Regions from separate parts of the Homo sapiens genome. Here region 1 is linked to region 2. Evidence: chromatin loops called from intact Hi-C (ENCODE). Cell type or tissue: Calu3. All regions are shown on one strand.

The links. Hi-C counts contacts between places; a loop is a spot of excess contacts. Peaks named below come from ENCODE experiments on the same cell type or tissue, not always from the same donor. Only the 100,000 strongest peaks of a DNase experiment are listed, where the experiment ranks them.
Region 1: a loop joins it to region 2, with 14 times the contacts of the local background. A loop is called at or near these places in 18 of 110 quality-filtered maps.

Annotation. Positions count from the first base shown.
Region 1 is chr3:94,713,444-94,721,443 of GRCh38, reverse strand. No RefSeq gene overlaps it. Among named protein-coding and RNA genes, the nearest start is that of LINC00879, 220 kb to the left of the region's middle. In Calu3, no CTCF peak of the experiment used is centred here; a DNase peak (open chromatin) is centred at 4,613.
Region 2 is chr3:94,331,608-94,339,607 of GRCh38, reverse strand. No RefSeq gene overlaps it. Among named protein-coding and RNA genes, the nearest start is that of NSUN3, 270 kb to the right of the region's middle. RefSeq lists an enhancer at 4,623-7,434. In Calu3, no CTCF peak of the experiment used is centred here; a DNase peak (open chromatin) is centred at 3,097.

The sequences.
Region 1 (8,000 bases), 380 kb before region 2:
CTAAATTAGAAATGTATTTTTTGATTAATATTTATTTTTACCACATAATTAGTTATTTCTGAACCCCACAAGTATTACTTTACACTAAACATCTGGGACTAGTTTTTAAAAAAGGAAGATATGGGTACTATCATATTTTGTAAATGCTCAATTTGTCAAAAAGAAAATTCTTAAAAATCAATTGAACAATGACTTTATAAGCTTTCCAAATACCACTTTTCTGCCATGAGATTCTTGAAAACAGCACGTCTAATTTTAAATAATTTTTACTGCTAAATTTTTCAACATAACAACCACAAATGCTAAAGAAATCAGAGTATCATGGTTTGGTAAGTAAAATATAACTTTTTTTAATTTAATAGGCACCCCAAACTTACATTTTAAAATTAAACTGTAAATCTTCCCCTAAATATTTGCTTTATTCTGAATATCCAAAATGACAATGATCACAACCTTATCCTCCTTAAAATTTGGAAATACTTAAAATGCTCACCTTTCTTCTGACCTATAATTAATATGTCTGGAAATCTGGTGAGCTCTACTGAAGAATGCCCAGGATCAGAGCATTTGTCAACAATTTCCACTGCAACCATCACCCTACAATAAGCCATTACCATTTTTTTCTTGAATTAGTTGCAAAAGCTTTTTAGCTTGTCCCCAGTCTATTCTCAATTTAGTTTTAGTCTTTTAAAAACAAGGATTATGTCACCTTTTTCTTTAACAGTCTTCAGAGGCACCTATCTCACTGAGAGTAAAAACCAAAGGTCTTCCAAAGGCCTCCAAAGCTCTACTCAACCTGCAAGCACTGTATCCACCACCCCACCCTTCTCTCTTCCTATCACCTCCCAGCCATGCACTATCCTAGCAATACTGGCCTCAACATTACCCCTGAAAAATTCTAAACATTCTCTCACTGTGGGGATTCTATTTAGGGACTCCTAAATAGTTCAAAAGTGATTCAACTGTGTGTAGTATGTGGGAAATAATGGAATGATTAAATATTTGGTGGACATATGAATGAATAAATAAATGAATGAACTCAATGTCAGATATGTTCACATTACTTTTGAATCAGTCTAACCTGAGTATCTTTGCATTTTAAATAATAGCATATATTATATTGTACATTTCATCTTTTGTTAAAGAGTTTTTAATTTTAGATAATGACATTAGTTATGCTTCAATAGTGTATTCAAAACCGGAATATAAACTACTTTTAAATTAATGTCAATATTGGTCTCATTCACACAGTTCTCATTGATGCCTTACACACATAACTTTCCCACACCTTGATCAAAACTTCAGTATCTGTGTCATTTCTTTCGTTCTAATTTGGATTGAGGTCTCTCTTTTCCAAAATAGCCACTTTCTAGGATAACCATGACCTAGGGGAAATTTAAATTTAGGTGTGTGTATCATGTGTGACACAATGAGCAAAGGAAATCAAAATGGATGAAACAAAAGATATTTATTACTCACAGGTCCAGAGAGGTTACAGGTGCAGACTGGAGGCTGACAGAAAGTTTGGAAGCAGCAAGGAGCTCAGCCAGTGGGTGGAGAGTGAGATACAGACAACCTGTGGGTACATGGGCATTATCCCTAAGGCTTTCTGAAGCGGGTTGTAGACTGGCTAGTTTAAAAGATGTGTGGCAGGGGGGTAATTACTTTTTTACATGGCTCCCATGTTAAACACTAGGCTATATTGTGGTCAGTAGCTGTGAGGTGTGTTGGGTTTTGGGTCAGTGAGTTGAGTGGGCTATATCAAAAACCACCCAGGATGGAGAAGTTTTAACATGGCCAAAGTAATGGGATATAACTCTATTTCAAATAGCTTATGGCTAGACTAAAATGCATGCGAAGGCAGCAAGTATATAAATTTATGCAAGCCATTATGGTAAATTTTAACTTATTTGACACTGTCTATGTACAACTATTTGAGTACTATCACAATTCACTTTCACCTATTTTATTAAGGTCTTCAAAGTTTATTTTCACATAATATAAACTCTCGTTCTTTGAAAAAGAATGTTCTATGATATAGCTATAAAAATTGCTTTCCTATATACATTAATTATTCCATTCTTCTTGTCTAAAAGTTTTCCCCTTATTTTCCCTTGCCCATTTATTTCAGTGCAACTCAGACTTGAAATCCCAAATACCTCTTCTTCCGTATGGCCGTCACCATCTCTTTCTCCAGGAAACTTCCTTTCTTCTCAAATCTTCCTCTACTAACTTTAGTCAAGTTTCTACCTCCAGATATACTTAGTATATCTTGTTTTGTAGATAATTTATATTTTATAAATATAGTTTTTTTCCAGTAGATAAAGCATCTAAGATCAAGTACCTAGTTGAATTTGCTGTTTCCAAACATCCAACAGATATTAATTTTCAGGATTTAAGAACAAAATGGGAATTCCCATGAATTCTTAGGAACTCCTGAAATCTTGAATTTTTCTGCATTTTGCGGTATTTATAAATAGAACAATAGTACCTAGTATGTTAGTACTATTTATAGTAGTAGTATTTCTTACTATTTTAGTGGGATTTAATTGTATTTACTAACAATTATAACCTATAGCAAAAATTCAAATACAGGAAAATATCAGTGACCATTCCGTCTTTGAATAACATAAAGTTCTGATCTCCTAGCAAAGCAACAAACAGCAAGATACAAAATAATGTGCCGAAATTGCCAATTTAAGTACTTATTTAGGATCCTAAACTTATTATTTCTTAGAATACCACTCATATGATTAGTACAAGTGCAATATATATGTGTATATGTATTATAGATAGCGACAGACATGAGTGTACACTTTGCAAGAATGACTTACCATTATCAACAGAGAATCTCACAAATTTACACTTATACCATAGTAGCAGCTACAAGTAACTTAGACCATGACAGATCCTTCCCTATATGTTTCTGTTCCAGTTCCTGGAAATCTTGACCTTCATTTTCAATGGATGTCAGTATTTTCTGCTCTTGCTATTCACTTGCTATTAGCTAATTCCTTCAATTCAGTAAAGTCTCTACATTTATACTTATGCCTTAGTTCTCACACGAGAATTACTGATAATTTTTCTTATTTTCTCAATTTGTCAACTGTTTGTTATCAAGATTTGGAATTTAGAAGAACATATACATTTTTTAAGAAAAGCCAGGAAGATGTTCCTGCACAAACATTCTAGTTGGATTGATATATTCATTCACCTACAAATATTATTTAAGCGTCTAATATGTGTCATTCAGTAGGAATGATATTGGAGATGAAAGAATGGGCAAGATAGGCATTGCATAGTCCCGTATGGAGTTTATGTTCCAGCTTAAAAGACTAGCAGTTAATATAGTGCAGTGAGTTATGAAAGGAATATAATTGGAGAGATGCTGAATGTTGTAACAACACACATATTAGGAGTTCAGTATTTCTTTGTATTCAAATAAAATATAAGCAAGGGCTAGTTAAGTAGGCTGATGACAATATTAGGCATTTACATGAGTAAACATAGAAAATTTGAATTAAGAGCTAGTGCAGGAGACATACACATTTGCATTATCATAGTATTAACTATTTCTCAAACAGCATGTCTTTCATTCTTCTATGAGATCCAAATAAAACTGTTTGTGGTACATTATTTCATTTTAAAATAATGCCATTCACAGGTGATTTACTTACAGTTCATTACTAGATACCTATCCAGTAAGAGAGCTAAGTGAATTTCTCATAAATAGAGCATGGGAGTGGTGCTCAGTCAGGGCAATCAAAATCGATATTCAGTCTCTTAAAAAAAAAACAGAAACTTTTAAGTTACTCTGATTTAGGAAGTAGTAACACATCTTTAGAGTAAAAACAATATTCAAATTTATCAATATGAATGATTTAGAGTTTAATGAATTATATATTTAACTTTTACTGAAGTATAGCATACAACTAAAAGAGTACAAAATTATGAGTTCAACTCAAACACTTTGTACTAAGTGAGCATACCCATGAAAATAGCACCTGCATCAAAAAATATAACATTACAGGTAACTAAATCTCCCTTGTATTTACTTCCAATCACTATTCCTCATGTAATAATAACCAATATCATTAATTCTATTAGTAATAGATGGTTTTGCCTATCAAAAAATAATATTATTTATGCCTCACCTCTTTCTCTTAATAAAATTTTTTTATTATTATTCTACATTCCTGTTATAGCAGTCATTCATTCATTCTCATTGCTATTTAGTGTTTTGTTTTATTAACTATGACATAATTTATTTATCCATTACCCTGTTGATGGACTCCTGGGTTTTCTCCAGTTCTGGACATTAGGAATGGTGTTCTTATGAACATTCTTATGAATATATTTTATGGATAAATAAACACATTTCTGTTTGTAAGTGTCTTTTAGATTAAAATATTTGGTAGTGAACTAAGATGGTTACAGTCAGTTTTCTCAGACAACAGTGAAACATACTGAAGGCCTTTATTACTGATTGAACCCTATATTCCATTTTCAAAACTTTCTGAGGTTTTTGAGTATACACAGCTTGAGTATGACCCAAGGCCAAATAGCAGCTTTTCCAAATCCTGGCAGAAGTCTGGATTTGAACCAGAACCAGAATCACCTCCAGGTGGCAGGGCATTAAAGGCAACATTTAATAAGCCTTCCTCCTCAGTTGTTTGACATTTTGTCAGAAATCAGAGTCCAGGAAGCAACATAGAGAATATAAAAGGCAAAAATCAAAGATATTTTGTGTTTTTTAACTTTAGAAAAAGAAAATCAAATAAGGTACTAAATCACTTGAGCCCTCAGGCCAAGCTCAGGATAGAAACTTGAAAAAGTTAATGCATTTTCTTCACAATTGTTAAAGGTACGTTGATTGATGATTAATCTGTCAGAATCAATGTAATTACTTTATGACTAGACAACTGTCACTAGGGCAGAGCTTCTTATAGTTCTAAAAAGAAGTCAAAAGAGAGTCTAAGGAATTCAACTTCTGAAAATTACTACACTTTTCTCTTTTGACTACACACACGGAGACACAAATATACACAAAGAAATAGTTTGAAATACTAAAGAAAATTACTTGGACATTTTTTAGATTTTGAATGCTAACCAAGCTCTCGTTCAGTTTCATTAGTATTTGCGGAATCCAAACCAGGAAAACAGACAGAAAAAGAAAACAAATACTGTTTAAAATAATCATCTGGCAGAAAACATGATAAATTTTGTAGGGGAGATTTTTTCTTTGTAGGTAAACCAGTATCTGAAGCTCCTGTCTATATTTTGGGGACTTGATAACTCTGCATAGGGGATAAAGCTTATATCAACGGTAGAGATGAAAATTTCCAAATACTCACTTTCCCAGTATCTTTCACAAATTGCATATGCATGTATGACCCAGATCTTACCAATCAGATCCAAATGCCCACCCTATATATGAATTAGGAAAAATGATGAATACTTCCTAGAGTTCAGGGAGGTGAAAGCAGAAAGAAGTTTACAAAGGAAGCACTGGTTACTCTGCTGTCAGAGCACCCAGGGTCCAATGTGGTGGTGGAAGTACTTGGAAGTTTGGGTGCCTGGTCCTGAGAGTCAAGGGATGCCCTTATTGAACGAGATCTGCAGTATAGTTTTGGACATAATCAGGCTGTTACAGTTTCTTAAATCTTAGCAATTATTTGAGCTACCTAATATCCTTTTGATAAATTCATTTTTTAGTAAATACAGCCAAAGTTATTTCTGTAGTTTGCAAGCTGGAACCATGGATCATGGGGTCAAGGTGATTGACAATTAAATTCAATTTTTTTAAATGTGAAAAATTATTTGGGAAATAAATCTTAATTTTATAATTCAAGATAATTTGTTTTTATTTTTTAGAGCATTACATGCTGCGTTATTTTTACCTGCTCTACCCCATCATCAAACATTCAATAAAAATTGATGATAAACTTAATATGACTGCTGACTGGAAGTTCCATTATAGGCTTGGTAAAAAAAAAAAAAAAAAAAAAAAAATCACTGCTATAGATAAAATGAAGCTTCATTATTACCTGGGGATTTGGTCTTGCATGTCTTTATTTTCTTCATTAGCTTAAAAAAACAGGCAGCTATTTCTAATATAAAATCCAAATAATTATAATAGCAATGTTTTCATTATATAACATAACAGACATTTTTCTATTTCCGTGTAGCTATGTTGTATGTACTTACAAAAGCCTACTTGGGGAGGTACACTGTTTTATAAAGAAATGTAAAGAAGACACTTGATCACATATGAAGAAAAGCGCCCTAATAGAGAATGAACAGGTAATCATCCACAAAAGAAAAATAGTTTCTCACAAATGAAAATGACATTTTTGACAGCTGAGGCCATGTAATTAGTAAATTTTTTAAAAGGCTACATTCAGATAGATTCTCTCCTTGCCCCATGGCAAGCTCTGTGGCAGCCAGGAAATAAGACTTTCTCCATTTCAAATTTCTTCTAAAATTAATTTTGCCTTAGAACTATACCTTTCAATGAATAAATAATGGATAGAGTGAGGTCCTAAACATATCTCAATGCATTTTTAAAAGATCAAGAGAGGTCAGGGAACACGAGTATCTGAAAATATCAACTAGTTATAATATCATTATTTCTCAGACAACAGATCCTCGTAGCTCCATCAGTTATATGTGACTGCTCTGGTACCAGAGGAGAATTGTGTGTTAATAAGTTTATGTTTATGAAGTAAATAATGGTTCTGTAAAAGTATATTCTCTGGTGAAATTAAGGAATGCCAGGAACAAATATCTTCTTCCTGAGGCAAGGTAATTCCCCTGAGTAAATAAATATACCTACAGCAGTGAAGACAAATTATGATGACATTTTACAACACAGAGAAGGAGCTTCCTTTAAAATGTAAGATTTGCACAAATCCTTTAGAAAAGCCATTGAAAAGGTCAACTTGTTGTAATCCACTGTTTTTTTGGCTACAGAGCAGTGACAAATTGGTGTATTGTAATCAGTCATGAGGATGTGTTACAGGTAATTTGTTATAAACAATATTTAAAGTACTGCAGTGTGGGAATGATTCACTTTTTATGAATTACAGTCTGGTCAAGGTTATTCCCATAAATAACATTACTCTCACATCTCAAACACCATCTAGAGAAGGACTGTATCTTTCATGGGAATTTTATTCTTCATATGTGGTATTTGGGAAGAAATGTTGAGAACTGCAGAATTTTAGCTTCATTTAATAAATAAAGGATGTTAAGGAAGTAAATAATCTAGCTTAAATGTTTTACTTTAGAAGTATTGAAAATAAAATTTTAAATAAATTTTAGTAAAGAGCAAAAATGTAGTTTCATGTAACAAAAAGAAAGAGAATTATTTATGCTAAATTCTAAATCAGAAATGGCTAATGTTGAAAAAATTAACTCATTACAAAGTAGAATTAGTTTAGTTTTGTTAAGACTGGCCATGGAGAATACTAAACAAATACATGATATGATGAAATCTGATGAATTATTAGATTAATTATAAGCAAAAGATAAAATAAAAAATTCTGCAAAGTTCAAAATTAATCAAAATTCTGATAAAACATGATTGTATTTTTTCTTATATTGTGAGATTATTAACTTTATAGCTACAATTGTCTATAATTGTGTCTACAACTTATTCAACTCTTTTACCTAGTAATTTGAAAATGCTATTCTTGCCCCTACATCAAAAATTAACAACTGGATTATGGAATGAGTCAATGACGGCATAGTTATTTAATGTTTCATAATCCACAGAAAACAAACAATAATAAAACAAAACAACAGAGAGAGAAACCAGATACCAAAAATTAGTAGACAACATCTACAACAAAAGTTGGCCATAAAGTATAATAATGAATCCTAAAATATAAGCAAGTGGGGGACAAATACCACCACTACTCCAAGACCAGTACAGTTTCATTATATGTGTAGGAGGAATCTGAGAACACAATGGAACATCTGACAGAAGTGGAAATAGA
Region 2 (8,000 bases):
GGAGAAAAGTACTTTATCTTGTACTCTGGGTTGAAAAATATTTTATACTTTTATTGTATGCAAACTTGTATTACAGAAGCAATTTAATAATGGATTTTTTTTCCATCTGCAGGATGATGGATGAGAAATACTAGATTTGGTACTGAAAAAGAATAGAATACATTCTAAACTTTTTGTTAATGAATAGTTTTATTTCATATGACCATAAATTATTAAATAAAACTAGAAAATAATCTGCTGATAGTTTAGTAAATACTCATTTACTTGCTCAATGACCATTCAACAAATATTTGTCGAGGACTTACCATATGTCAACCACTATTGTAGGACCAGATATAATACAGTGAACAAGACACTATCAAGCACCATACAGACAATAAGCAAAATAAATAAGTAAAATATATAACATGTAAATAAGTGACGTGTGCTAAAAAAAAAAAAAAAGAGAAATTATTAAACAGGAAAGAGCTCTGTGAAATGTGAACTTAGGTATTGAAATTTTAGATAGAATGGACAGAAAAGTCCTTACAAAAATATAACTTTGGGCTGGGTGTGGTGGCTCACACCTGTAATCCCAGCACTTTGGGAGGCTGAGGTGGGAGGATCACTTGAGCCAAGGAGTTTGAGACCAGCCTCGGCAACATAGTGACTCTGCCTCTACAAAAAAGAAAAAATTAGTCGGGCACACCTATAGCCCCACCTACTCAGAAGCTGAGGTTGGAGGATTGCTTGAGCTCAGCAGATCAAGGCTGCAGTGAACCTTGATCAAGCCACTGCACTTCAGCCTGGGTGACAGAGTGAGACCCTGTCACAAACAAACAAAACGAATAAACAAACAAACAAAAAAAAACCCATGAAACTTTGGAATAAAAATCAGAAGAAAGTGAGGGAAGTAAATATTAATAACCATGACAATATGATAGAGAAGAACATTCTATTGAATGTTCTTTGAGAGCAGCAAGTACAGAGCCCTTGTTTTGAGAGTATGTTGGATAGGCTGGGGAAACAGTAAGTAGACAGAGTTGCTGAGGTCCTCAGAGGAAGAAATGAGGATTGAGAGGTAACAGCAGGCCAGATCACATGCAGAGAGGTTATAGTGTGGATCTTGACTTTTACTCTGAGTTTTAAAGCTATGGAAATAGTTGTCCAGAGGAGAGACCTGATCTGATTACAATTTAAAAGGCTCACTCTGGCCACTGTGTTAATAACAGCCTTGTCTTAATCTCTCAGGCTGCTATAACAAAATATTTTTTACTATTCTGGTTGCTGGGAAGTTCAAGATCAAGTACACACCAGAAGATTCAGCTTCTAGTGAGGGCCCACTTTCTGGTTCATAGATGATCCCTCACATGGTGAAAGGGGCAAACAAGCTTTCTTGGATCTCTTTTATAAAGGCATTAATAAAAAGCAGATTCAGTCTTATGACCTAATCATCTACCAGAGGCCTCACTTACTAATACCATCACCTATGGGTAAGAATTTCAACATGCGAATGTTGGGGGAACATAAACATTGAGTCCATTGCAAGGCTATAGAAGCGCAATGGTAAAAACAGAGGTCAGATAGGAGGCAAGAGATGATGGCTTAGACCTGGGTGACAGCAGTAGATGTATTGAGAATGGTCAGATCCTGGATATAGTTAAAGGTTCAGCTGCTAGGTTTCCCTGAGGACTTGGATGTGAGGTCCAGGAGAAAATTAGTAGTCCAGGATGACAACAGGGATTTTGGCCTAAGATACTGGAAATAGAAAATTGTCATTTACTAATATGGGAAAAAAACTGATAAAGGCATTGGCTTTGGGGAGAATATAGAGCTCAAGTTTAAACATGTTAAGTTTTAAAAGCCTGTTAGACACCTAGATACAGTGGTCAAGTAGGCAGCTGGAGCTAAAGAGAGAAGTGTGGAGCAGATAGATGTGTATATAAATGTGTGAGTCTTTAGTGTACAGAAGAATTTTATAGCCTAATGATTGAATAAGACCAAGGAAGGAGATGTCAGCAAAGAGATTGAGTAGGATTAGACAAATAGAAGGAAAACTAGATGAATAGAGTGTTTTAGAAACCAAGTGAAGATAGTACTTCAAGAAGTAGTGACAACAGTTGTTGAAACTGGTTCTCTATGTGCTCAAGTCATGATGGCCTTATGGTTTGCTTCTCTATTATGCCTTCTTTGTATTAGCTGATGTTCATTGTAGTTGGTTATATCAGATGACTCATTGAATGAGTAAAAGTACTTGAGCACCAGGGCTAATAATAATATATGAATAAGGTGGTTACCAAGACAATTTACTAGTGGGAATGTTTTGGATTAAGCTATTCAATACAATTGAACAAATATATATTAAGTTCCTACTATTTTTAAGATGCCTGGAAATCAGAAAAAGAGAGGCAACCAATGTCCTATAGAAATTCACCATCTAAAAGGATTTATTAAAGCTGGCACACAAATAACTTAAATACAAATTGATAGGGTTTAAATGGCTCCTCCAAAACCAACACTGAACTTTAATTGCCATTGTGATGGTATTAATAGGTAAAACTTTTAGGGAGTGATTAGATCATGAAACCTCTGCCCTCATAAATGGATTAATGCCATTATCTCAGAAGTTTGCCCTCCTTTTCCTCTATCTGTCTCAAGTACTTTTGCCTCTCTAGCCCTTTCTCACCATGTGATATCTTTCATCATGTTATGAAACAGCAAGGAGGCCCTCACCAGATGCAGCCCCTTGATCTTGGACTTCCCAGTCCCAAAAACCATAAGCCAAATAAGTCTCTTTTATTTATAAATTACTGAGTGTGTGGTATTCTGTTATAGCAGCAGAAAATGGACTAAGACATAAACTGTAATGGGTATGAATGTCATTCCACAAAACTCAGGTGGGCAAAAAGTGTTAATTTGTTTGTTTTCCTATATCTTAAGTTAATTTTGTATTTTTGGTTCCCATTTGATCAAAATGAAATCTTAAGTCAAGATAATCACCTTTGTTCCAGGGGTTTTGTCATAAATCGAGGGTTCTTAGGTGATGCCTCAATATAAGGGAATGAGGAGATGGTATTTTTCCTTATTCAAGAGCTCCTCCTGCTGCATCCTCTGAGATAAACATGTTAGGACCTAACAGTTACTGACCTATGTAAGTTGGCTTCAAGTTTTCCCAAGAGTTCCTGTAGGAACTCTCCAGGTGTGGTGCACTCTCTGTCTCGGTTTCTCTCTCTCTCTCTCTCTCTCTCTCTGTCTCTGATGTTTTCAACATCTCAGAAGGAGAGAAAACAACCAGCTGCTTTCCATTGCTGCTGTAAGTTGTGAGAAATTCTGTGAGGCTGCTCTACGCTCTCTCATTTCAGACATGACACTGAAGCCTTCCTTTTGCTCTCACATGATACTGGGCACCAGGGGGAGGTCTGGTCTTGGGATTTTCTTGGTTATTCACTGGGAAGAAGAGAATGGATCTTGCTTTCAAATCTGGGATTTGTCTGTGCCTTTCCAGTTTTCAAGCAAGTATGGAGGGGCAGAGCATAGCAGCTCTACCATACATAAACGCTCTTACTTATCTTCTGATTACTTCTTTCTTCTCAGTCCAAGCAAATTTTATTGAGTCACTAGGGTTGGGAAATACTAATTCTCTCTGATCATGAGTTTTTCCAACTTGATTGTTTATTTTAACTTTAAGCTTTAGAAATTCCAAAGTCTTTCACCCAACTAGGAGTTTTAAAAGTCTTTTCAAATGGCCTTTCAAAAGTTGGGTTTTTTTTTTTCTCTCTCTCTCTGTTTCTGATTCTGGTCATATTTATTCCATGAAACATAAATGTGGAATATTTTAGCTACCTTCTCTAGAAGAAAGATTATAAAGAACTACAGTCCATATCTCAAAGTATTATCCTACTACATTTCTCCCACTGGCAAATACTTGCATTCTTTAACAAAAACCCTTATTCCAAAGCTCCCTCCATGCTAAAAAGGTGAAGATTTACTTGAATTTGTTTCTACAGAATCTTAACTCCTTCATGCAAACAGCCATGGGTACTGTCTTAGTCGGTCATGTGCTGTTATAACAAAATATCACAGACTGGTTAATTTACAATAAACAGAAATTTATTTCTCATAGTTCTGGAGCCTGAGAAGTCTAAGATCAAAGTACCAGCATCTGGTGAGGGACTTCTTGCTGTGTCATAACATAAGAGAAGGACAAAAGGAGGGTGAGAGATAGAAAAGGGGGACAAAATTATAGTTTTATAAAGAATCTACTTGCATAATAATGAGCCCACTTCCATAACAGCATGAATCCATTCTTTACGGTAGAGCCTTCATAGCCTAATCACCTTTTAAGAGTCCCATCATTTAATACTGTTACAATGGCAATTAAATTTCAACATGAGTTTGGAAGGAGACAAACATTCAAACCATAGCATCTATGGTTTTCGCCACACCCTACAAGGTTGTGTTATAAGCTTAGAAGTTAGGAGAAGTTTTCACCTCACTGTATTGCGTCTTCACTCACTGTCTCAGGTGTCTCTCCATTCTCAGAAACAACTTTATTTCCTTCCATCTACAGGAGCTGAGCCATGGGTATAGGTAGAGCTTCTCTATCCTCCTATCACCATAGTTACCTGAATCTAGCCCCTAAGAAACCTCGCACATTCCATTCTGGTACAATGATGGTTCTCAATTGTTTTTGTCTAAAGTCGTCAGTGATATAAACTGACTCCCTACTCAATCTCTACCCATGCCTTCTTTCTACCAGAGTTGCATCTAGCAACTGAACATCAGCTATCTGGCTCAAGAAAGAAAATAAATTATGTCTATTTCCTTAAAGAACCATAGTGTTTCCGTAACTTTTCGACTCTGGTTTCCTCCTGCAACTCCTCAAGACCACCTTAGTTTCCACCTAACCAGTGGTGAACAGGTTACAGATACAGTCCACCTGCAGATTGGTTTTCTTATAGGAAGGCAAAAAGAAGAAAATCGATGTGTGTGAAGCTTTTAAATACTCTCCTTAAAATGTCTCTCCTGAGTTCTACTCTTCCACAATTATTGAAGATTAAAGAGTTTCTATAATTCACTTGCAAAATTATTTGACATGTTGAAATAATTCAGTTAAAACTTTATTTCTATAGTTGGTATGCTAAGTTTTCAATTTCTTAGCTATTTTCTCTTTTACTAAAAAAAAAGAGCATGGTAGCAGAAAGTTAAACTGGAGTAAAATAGCTAAAATAATGTACTTTAAAATCTATTTTGTTTATGCTGAAAATGTCTTCTGAAAGGCCGTATTAATATTTACTTTATTTTATACGTCTAAATTTTTTTTAATTCTGGGGTTATGGAATTTGAAAATTGTTTGATTCTAATTAATCAGAATTTTCTTTTATTTAGTTCTGGAAACCCATAAAAAGTTATTAGCTGTCAGCAGCTTTAATGCCAGTTTATTAGAGGCCCTGATTCAGTGCCTGCTGATAGTTATTGTGAAGGCTGAAAGGTTAACAAGAATGGGCTGCTACCAACCGCCTTGCCAGGTGTTTTTCCCTGCAGTTAATGGACTTGAGCCAATTGAAATTATTACTCTAGAACAAGTTGCAGACACTCTTAATCTTCCCATAGAAACATTGCTAGGGGAAAAAAAATCTGGGATTTGTATTGTTGCTTTTCACCATTGTAAAATTTGGAACAATTAAAATAAACTATAGCTAATCTTCTATTTGTAAATGAAGGCTTGACAACTCTAAAAAGAAAGAAAGAAATCTTTAAAAATAATGTGCATGTGTAGCATGTTTCATTAAACTAATAACAGTCCCTTCAATGAAACAATGTGTTGTAAAACCTTTCCCAATTTTTCTTTTGAGGCATGGTGGTTAAGGGCTACATAAGTATTAACATGTCTAAGTTCTTTTAATTGCTGGGTTTATAAATCTGAACAGCTGTAATGAAATAATCAGAAACAACCAGATGGAATTGGAGCCAGTCACCATGGGTATTTGAGAAGTGCATACTGTTTGGGGAGACTGAATATGTACTGATCCAATCTAAAATGGAGCAGATGGCAAAGCAAACAGGTAAGCATTTGCTTTATCTTCCAGATATTGTGATTCACTGATTACCTCTATTTATTTTGGGAACTTTAGAACATCTGTAAAAATCAGATGAAAGACAAACAGAGGTGACTGCAAAATACTTGAATAACGTGTGGAATTTTAGAGCTTTCTCATTGTCAGATGAAGACAGAGGGATTCTCACCACTTGCCAATCTTTAGGAATCACATAGAATTTTAGGTAGAAACACATGAAATTAACTGCTTAACCACAGAAAATGCAAAGGAAGTAAATGCTTTAATTGCATAAAATCCAAAATTAGATAAGTGGGAACAAGAGAAAGAGGAATGGAAATGGACCAGATACAGTAGAAGTGGAAATTGGTCATGCCCAACCTAACATTGATGTGCTCATCTGGTGCCAACATCTTAGTTTCTAAATACCATTCTCCCCATAAAGGAACTTCAGTTCCTTGGAAAAATGGCTGAGGGCAAGAAAAATCGCTGATGATTTTAAATGTTCTTATAATGTCAGAAAACAAGAAGGTCCTCAATGATTAATGGGGACATAACAAAAAGGCATAAGGACAAGTTTGAAAGATCCAGCTGACCAAATTTGAGACTATTTGAGCATTAAAGAAAAAAAATCATAACATATTGCATTTTAAGTCAACTAAATATAGAGGGGGTAGCAGGAAAAAAAAAAAAAAAAACCTCAAAAAAAGTATGCCAGCTACTATAAGTGGAAGAAATGATACAATTAGAAAATAACTATTTTGCAAACAATCTCAGAATTGATTTAGGCAACAATCATCAAATATTACTTAAAAACATAGAGTAAAATGACCTCCACATTGTCAGCATTTCACCCAACAGATTATTATGAATTATGAAGGAAAAAAAGGGAAATTTTGCAATAGTGAGAACATCTTAGCCCAGGGATCAAAGTAAGCATCACCAATAATGGGACAAATTACCATTATGTACCTCCTGATATGATACAATGGGAAGCCACAATATCACCTTGCTGTCATGTTCCTGAACAAAATATTTAACCTGATGTGTTCCAAATTGTGGAACATTTTCCAGAACAGTTTACCTGAATTTGTCAAAACTGTCAAGATACGAAAGGCCAAACAAATTAACAAACAAAACAAAAGAGATGATTATAGATTAAAGGAAGCTAAGAACACATGATAACCAAAGGCAAATTGTGATCCCTGGTTAGATTCTAAAAAGTAAAAATATTAAAAACCACATTCACACAACTTATAGGGGAAACACATAAAACAATTGGAGAACTTTGAATAGAACTGTATGTTGAATAATATTATTAATGTTCAGTTTCTCAGATATGAAAACTAATGTTCCTGTGGAAGCATGATGCTGTTCTTATAAGGCATGTGCTGAAGCATTTAGGATAAAATAGCATGATGTCTGCAACTTACTTTCAAATGTTTTAGAAAACAAAAAGGCAGTGGGGCGGGGTGGGGGGAACATAACAGTAAGTCTGAAGGCCCTGTGGAGGCAGTTTGCATGGAATGTACCAGAACCTGCAAAATGACATGGCTGGTTGAAGTGGAATGAGGAAGAGAATTATGGAACCAGGGCTAGCTTTGGTGTATGTGGTGCCTTTGTTATATTTTTTAAAGGTTTGCCACAGGTGAGCATGGAATTGTGCAAAGAAGAAGGTATCTCTTCTCCAAGGGGCATTTGTGTGTTTGCCCTGTTGCCCTCAGTTTGGCACCTTCTACAGACATAAACTGCACATTCATATGCAATGATCCCCAGTAGAATGCCAAGGAAAAAAATAGGAAGAAAAAGTCAATTCAAACATATAACAGAGATGAGTCTCATCTGAGTGTTCACTGTCCAATGCTCTAGTAGGGAGAATAACATAAAGGTATGCACAGTAAACTGATCACTTGCAGTTAGTCTCTACTCAAACATTTTTCCCCATTGGACATTATCTACTACAGC